Linked DNA regions of Homo sapiens: region 1 is linked to region 2. The links are chromatin contacts, found by Hi-C or POLR2A ChIA-PET in ENCODE. All regions are on one chromosome and are shown on one strand. The core of a region is the stretch at or near the end of the contact, and the rest is flanking DNA. Distances in the headings are between cores, read along the strand shown.

Region 1 (3,437 bases), core at 149-2,648, 130 kb after region 2:
ACTGTGGGTTTGCCTACACGGATTTGAATATTAGCTGTCGTCTATATGTAAATGACAAGAGTGAAGAGAACCTGTTGCTAAGCACTGTGACCAATTCCTGATGCAGTCCTTGAAGGTTAACCTTGTCAGACTGTTAGGGAAACAAGAGCATAGGAGAGTCAGAGTCACGTCATTTGAAGTTCAGCTCCATCTTGACACTAATAAGGCACATTCCTTGCTGGTCACAACCCACAGCCCTAAGATGTTTACAGTTCAGAAAACAGCTTGATGATACCTGCAAGGACACACTCCTATGACAATGGAATGTCCAGATGTCCCAATATCCATAACAATGCATGCTTCTAAGGTAATTACACGTATGATTTGATGTATTTACACACTATATGACTAGGAGAGTTTTCTTTGAGTCAGCAAAAAATAAGCAATTTTGCCATGCTGTCAGCCCACCTGCACAGAGACATAGCTTATCTTTTGCATAGAAAAGACCCCCATGTAAGAAAAACAAAACAAAGATGAAGCGTTCCTCCTCTTGCTTTCTGAGGATCCCTACTCTGTAACTGCGTATCTTTCAATCAACTCTCTCTTCTCACTGCACTCTGCGACCCGCCTTACATTGTTTCCTGCGTGAGATCCAAGAACCCTCTTGGGGTCTGGATTCAGGACTCCCTTTTCTGGCAACAAGACCTCAAAGCCAGACTCAAAAAGTCAGATTGGTTGCGGGAGATTGCTCGGTGTGCTCTGGAGGAGGACACCTCCCCCCAGGTCCGGTGACTGGGGGGATTCTAAAAACCAGATGCTTTTTTAGACATCTGCCTGTCGTTTATGGTTTATGAGATAGAAAGATTGAACAGGAATATGAGAGAGGAGTGAGAGATCGTTTCTGCCTACAAAGAATTCTCCATTCACTCAAATGAAGCTGCGTTCTTTGCATTCCAGACCGAGAAAGGAGGCTAAGGTATCCATCCCCCGAGGAAAAATAGGAGACTAGATACTTGGCGCTGTTAGCAATCTGGGAGGAGCGAGAAACCTTCAAATCACACAAAGGGTCAAGAACAGGGAAATCATCAGCCGAGTGAGTTCTCAGCAGAGGACCACATGAGAAAGGTGGCCACCCCTCTAGCCAATCATAAACAGAAGACTCACTCCTTAAAGTGCGAACATGGCTCTTTGGTGGGGAGAAGAGATAAGAGGTGGATTTTTACGGGGTTTATAAACACACCATCAGCTCATCTTGAAGACGCAAGAGAAGTTTTCAGGCACAGATGTTGTTTTGCTTTAGGAAGCTAGCGATGTGTTCTTCACAGGAAAGCTGACCAAATCCCAGAATTAATTATTCATTGTCTCCTTCCCCCCTCCCCCCCACACTAAACTGGGTCAGGGAGAGAGTTTCATATTTGTGTTGCTGTTACAGCGCCAGCTCAGAAGTAAAATGATTGGCTGAGACTTGGAGCTTAACAATTAACGTTAAATACAGGCAGCTGGCTGTGTTTTGCTTAAAAGCCACAATCAAGGAATCTGGCAATCTGGAATTTTGTGATGGCTGATGCCTGTTTGTTTTTTTTCCCCCCCCATTTGCACAATTGCGAGTCTTCTGGGAACTTTTCTTTTACTGACACTATGGTTTTGCATGTTTAAAAAATTGGCAGACATCCTCGGAGGTAACGCAAGGTGCCTCGGTGCCATACACAGCCAAGGTGTGCAGTTCCGCGGCCGCATGATTCATAGTTCTGCTCTGTTTGGTAAAAACAAACACTGAAGACGCGTTATCAGTTTATTAGTACAATGTTTAATTGTGCTCTTTTTTTTTCTGTTCTCACTCCGTTAATTGCTCATAAATGGGAAAACAAAAAGGATTGAGTCCTTTTAGCGGTCGGGCTGCTCTGGAGGTGAACTGTATTCTATTGCTTCTAGGGCCACCTTGTGGACAACAAGTGTATTTAGAAATTAGACTTACAGGATGGATTCATTGGGAAAGCGTAGTAGACTGGTAATATGACTTTGGAATTCTTGGTTATAAAATCTAAGTATAATGATAATGACTTAGTTTTTATTAGAAGAACATTCCAGAAAATGTCCTAATTTAGGAAAGGCTAGTAATTGTGGCGAGTATGGAAATCTACCCATCACCATAAAATATATAATGATAATCCAGATTTTATATTTTATAGTTTATTATCAATCATCTAAATTTCCTTACAATTCTTTCATGTGCTGGGGGTGGAGAAAAACCCAGGAGAGAGAGAGAGAGCCTGTTTCTCAACTATCTCAGTATTTCAGATTTCTTGCTGTTTTCCTCACCCCGCTAGATGGCATCTGGCTGCATGAAAGAAGTGACATAACCTTGGGGTGGTGGGAGGAGATACTGTGTCCCTGAGCACCAGTCCTTCATCTGCTAGTTGCAGATGGGCTGGGCCTTCTATGGGTCTCTGCATGGAGCTTGTTGTGTGCAGCTGGTCCCTTCTGGCTGCATGTCAGGTAGGGGTCATGAGTCCCCATGTTCCACAGACCCCATAGCTTTGTGATCTTTGGTCAGCACAGCTAATCTCAGAACCTTTGAGGACACGTTTGTGGATCTTCTGCAGACCATGCATAGGCTCTGGGGCACCAGTAACATTTTCTCAGGATGTCTACGTAGATATCTTATTCACCATTGCTAGTCCTGCCATGTTGGATGTGAGGGTATACCAAAGACCCACTTCCCAAAGACAGGCTTGGGAGTTTCCAAGTTTACCCTAAGGTCGCAGAAAGGGATAGATATCAAAGACATTGGCAACCAACCTCTTCACTCTGTTTTTCTCTCTTCCCTCCCATGTTCCATCTGGGCTAGAAGAGGAAGGTTCTTCTCCTTTCTGTATATCAGAAGTTTTCCTTTCATCACATCTTGCATTCTTTCTTTCTTTTTTTTTTTTGAGATGGAGTCTCGCTCTGTTGCCCAGGCTGGAGTGCAGTGGCACAGTCTTGGCTCACTGCAACCTCAGCCTCCTGGGTTCAAGTGATTCTTCTGCCTCACCCTCCTGAGAAGCTGAGATTACATGTGTGCGCCACCACGCCCAGCTAATTTTTATATTTTTAGTAGATACGGGGTTTCACCATATTGGCCAGGCTGGTCTTGAACTCCTGACCTCATGATCTGCCTGCCTTGGCCTCCCAAATTGCTGGGATTACAGGCATGAGCCACCATGCCCGGCACATCTTGCATTCTTTCTATCCTATGACTTACAGCAAAGCAGCAGAATCAGTATTGCCAAGCTTCACTTAGATTCTTCAGAATTGTCAAAACGATCCTATTTCTAGAGACACAAAAATACAATTTGTGTAGTCAAAGCAGAAAAATCAACTCCTTTTGTGCATTCCTGATGTAATTATTCTAAATCCTCTTAGAGGCAAATGGATGCTTCTGGCAGATTGAGTGAGTATATACTTGGAAATGCAAATAG
Region 2 (3,527 bases), core at 558-3,057:
ATGTTTATGTGTTGCATTTTGCATTCCCTTCACGGTGAACTTGACCTGAAAATTTTTAGGGCAGCCAGGTGTTAAACTTTTTTTAGCACCATGCAAACTGGTTTCATTCTTCCAAAACAGGTTTTTGCTTTGGAGTATAAAATGACAAGGGAAATGCATGTAGCCAAGATCCTTATTTGAGCTCATTCGCACTGGTCTAGACCCGTCCAGTGAGCTGGGGGCAGGTCTTGAAGGTGTGATTTGCATGAGCTGATTTGCATCAGGCCTGTGTATTGTTAAATAAAAGATAAGGATGGTTATCTTGGCCTGGAGGAAAGAGAGAATTGGGAGGGTGTTTTGGTGCTGGGTCTCCACCTTCCTGGCTCTGGTGGAGACATTGGTGCAGACTGCCAATTTAAAATAGTCAAAAAGGTCAGAATCTAGTTTAAAGAGAGTTTATTCAAGTGCAAAAGTTAAGGACTGCAGCTGAGAAGACACTTCCAAGTTGCCTTGGGGAGTGCTTCGAAGAACAAAAGAGAGGCTCACATTTTGTTTTGTTTTGTTTTGTTTTTGTTTTTGTTTTTGTTTTTGAGATGGAGTCTCGCTCTGTTGCCTAGGCTGGAGTGCAGTGGCACTATCTCGGCTCACTGCAAGCTCCGCCTCCCAGGTTCACGCCATCCTCCTGCCTCAGCCTCCCTAGTAGCTGGGACTACAGGCACCCGCCACCACACCGGCTAATTTTTTTTTTTTTTGTATTTTTAGTAGAGACGGGGTTTCACCGTGTTAGCCATGATGGTCTCGATCTCCTGACCTCGTGATCCGCCCGCCTCCGCCTTCCAAAGTGCTGGGATTACAGGCGGAGGCTCACATTTTTTAATGAAAAAAAAAAATCAGGAGAAGGGGCTGATTACTAAAGTTGTTTGTCAGGAATTCTCATTGGTTTACAGAAATAACATTGGTTAGTGATTGGCTATACACTTTTCAACTATAGAGTGTATGGCATTTTATGACTACTTGGCCTCAGGCTCTAAGAGGTAATTATTTAGCTCAAAGGGGAGTGAGATGACTGCTGTTAAATTTAAATGTGTTTCTGGGCCTGATAATTTGAGAGACTTGCATTCCTCAGATAAAAGATTTTTCTTTCTCAAGACTCAGCTCCCTTCAGCTTCAGGTGACAAATTGTGGCCCAGTATCAGCCAAGCTTTCTCCCCAGTCTCCAGAGAATGCATCACCAGCTATCATTGAGGCTTGACACCATTGGGAGCATCCAAGAGAGTCTTGGGAATGGACTTTGACCTTCCTCTGATGGGCACCGGCAGCAAGGACAAGGTCCCCAAGTATCATCAGAAAGCAAAGAAAACACCAAACGGAAAGGAAGAGTGTGGGGTGCACCCCCTTGGAGAATGTGGCTGAGGCCAGATGTGAGAGTTCACAGGAGACACCAGCAGAAACACAGACATAACTTGTGACATTTTTCAGTGTTCTAAGACATGTCAGTTCAAGACTGGGCTTTCCCCATTCAACCACTCTACTCACACTCATGTGTGTTATAGACAAATTTAAACTGGAATCTCTTTGATTCCAGAAAGTTGATTTACATTGCAACAGAAATGCTTGTTTAGCTGAATAGGTCCCTAGGTAGTAAAGGGACTCCACACAGCATTATTTCTAGTGAAGTCTTTGATTCACAGAAAGATTCTTAGAAATCTTGCATCAGAGTGTAACAATAAAAAAGAAACTGTTCGGATTTTCATGCAGGAAATGCTCTTGGCCAGCAATCACCCTCAGGAAATTTTCAGAAATGCACGTGATGCCCAGAGAAGTGTTGTTTTGGGAATACCTAGTAATTAGTTCCAAAATCTTACCAAACAGCAGCACAGGCCTATAATTTCTATGTAAACTCAGCTCACTGTTTGAGTCATACTATGTTTCTTTTTTAGCTCAAGATTTGTCATCCACTACAAAAACCTCCTTTCGCTATACAAAATAGACAGCCACTCGAAATTGCTGGAGGGAAAAGCCAGTTTGCACAATGGGGGTGGCATGTTTGGGTGAGAAAACCAGAGACTCGGAGTCAGGAAATGCCAGTTCCTCCCTTCACTCCTGTGACCTAGAGCAAGCACCTTCACCCTTGAGAGTCTGGCCTTTCTTTCTTTCTTTTTTTCTTTTTTTTGAGATGGAGTCTCACTCTGTCACCTAGGCTGGACTGCAGTGGCGCGATCTCAGCTCGCTGCAACCTCCGTCCTCTGGGTTCAAGCGATTCTCCTGCCTCAGCCTCCCGAGTAGCTGGGATTACAGGCACCTGCCACCATGCCAGGCTAATTTTAATATTTTTAGTAGAGACGGGGTGTCACCATCTTGGCCAGGCTGGTCTTGAATTCCTGACCTCGTGATCCACCCACCTTGGCCTCCCAAAGTGCTGGGAATGTGTGAGCCACCACGCCTGGCCTGGCCTTCCTTTCTTGTAAAATGAGAGGGTTAAGTCCAGGTTCGTAGTCAATAACTACGTGTTCAGTAACAGATTCGTACCAGGGATTTCCACAAACTTTCCCCAACCCAATCACCACCACTTCCTTTTAGGACTAAGATTTTCAAGGTCTGCTTCAGTCTTCATAGCTTTACATGTCTGGGAACTTATGTCTTAAATTTTTTTGTAAGAAAATTATCCTGTGTGTAATGGAAATGGAAATATTTCTCTTGCTAACCTGATTTCAACCTGCTGAATATAAATATTCACATAACACAGCATTTATAAAATAAAAATCACTCATAAGTATATCTTTCAGCAGTAACCACAGTTCATATTTTGGTGTGGCAGCATCTAAACGTGTTTCTGTGGAGATCCACACACATTCATTTATCCTAGGGTATTTTCAGAAGTCTTCCTAGTCTCCATCTGCTTTTTTTTCTTGTTTGCCACATGTTATATGGATATCTTTCCATGTCAATATGAGATCGTTTAATGTCAAGAAATACAGATGAAGTCATCATTTTCATGTTCAATGGTTTGAGAACATTCCATCATGTAGTTAAATTATAATTTCTATAACTCTTCCCTATTGGTGGACATTGAGGTTGGTTCCATTTTTTTTTTTTTTTTGAGACGGAGTCTCGCTCTGTTGCCAAGCTGAAGTGCAGTAGTGTGATCTGGGCTCACCGTAACCTCCGCCTCCAGGTTCAAGCGATACTCCTGCCTCAGCCTCCTGAGTAGCTGGGACTACAGGTGTGTGCCACCATGCCTGGCTCATTTTTTGTATTTTTAGTAGAGATGGGGTTTCACCATGTTGGCCAGGTTGGTCTCGAACTCCAGACCTCATGATCCGCCTGCCTCAGCCTCTCAAAGTGCTGGGATTACAGGCATGAGCCACCAAGCCTGGCCTTTTTTTTTTTTTTTTTTTTTTAATGAAAACAAAGCTAAGAGGCCAGGCTTGGTGCTCATGCCTGTAATTCCAGCACTTTGGGAGGCCGAGGCGGGCAGATCACTTGAGGTCAGGAGTTTGAGACCAGGCTGGCCAACATGGTGAAACCCTGTCTCTACTAAATAAACA

The links. Hi-C counts contacts between places; a loop is a spot of excess contacts on that map. ChIA-PET counts read pairs that join two places held with the same protein, here RNA polymerase II (POLR2A). Pooled maps may share reads with other maps.
Region 1: a loop to region 2 is called in a pooled map, with 12 times the contacts of the local background. The contact joins two enhancer-like sites. A Hi-C loop is called at or near these places in 1 of 168 maps with a recorded cell type or tissue (dorsolateral prefrontal cortex), 2 of 37 single-sample maps with no recorded cell type and 7 of 50 pooled maps. POLR2A ChIA-PET finds 5 or more read pairs at or near these places in 3 of 52 experiments (A673, H1 and MCF 10A).

What each region holds. Positions count from the first base shown.
Region 1 is chr9:87,335,517-87,338,953 of GRCh38, reverse strand. No RefSeq gene overlaps it. Among named protein-coding and RNA genes, the nearest start is that of DAPK1, 160 kb to the left of the region's middle. RefSeq lists a silencer at 2,317-2,486. Within about 2 kb of position 1,398, at least 5 of the 41 ENCODE cell types and tissues checked have a DNase peak (open chromatin) inside an H3K27ac peak, as active enhancers do; they include A673, where a contact is called at or near this core.
Region 2 is chr9:87,462,676-87,466,202 of GRCh38, reverse strand. No RefSeq gene overlaps it. Among named protein-coding and RNA genes, the nearest start is that of DAPK1, 33 kb to the left of the region's middle. RefSeq lists enhancers at 267-316, 1,158-1,397. Within about 2 kb of position 1,807, at least 4 of the 41 ENCODE cell types and tissues checked have a DNase peak (open chromatin) inside an H3K27ac peak, as active enhancers do; they include A673, where a contact is called at or near this core.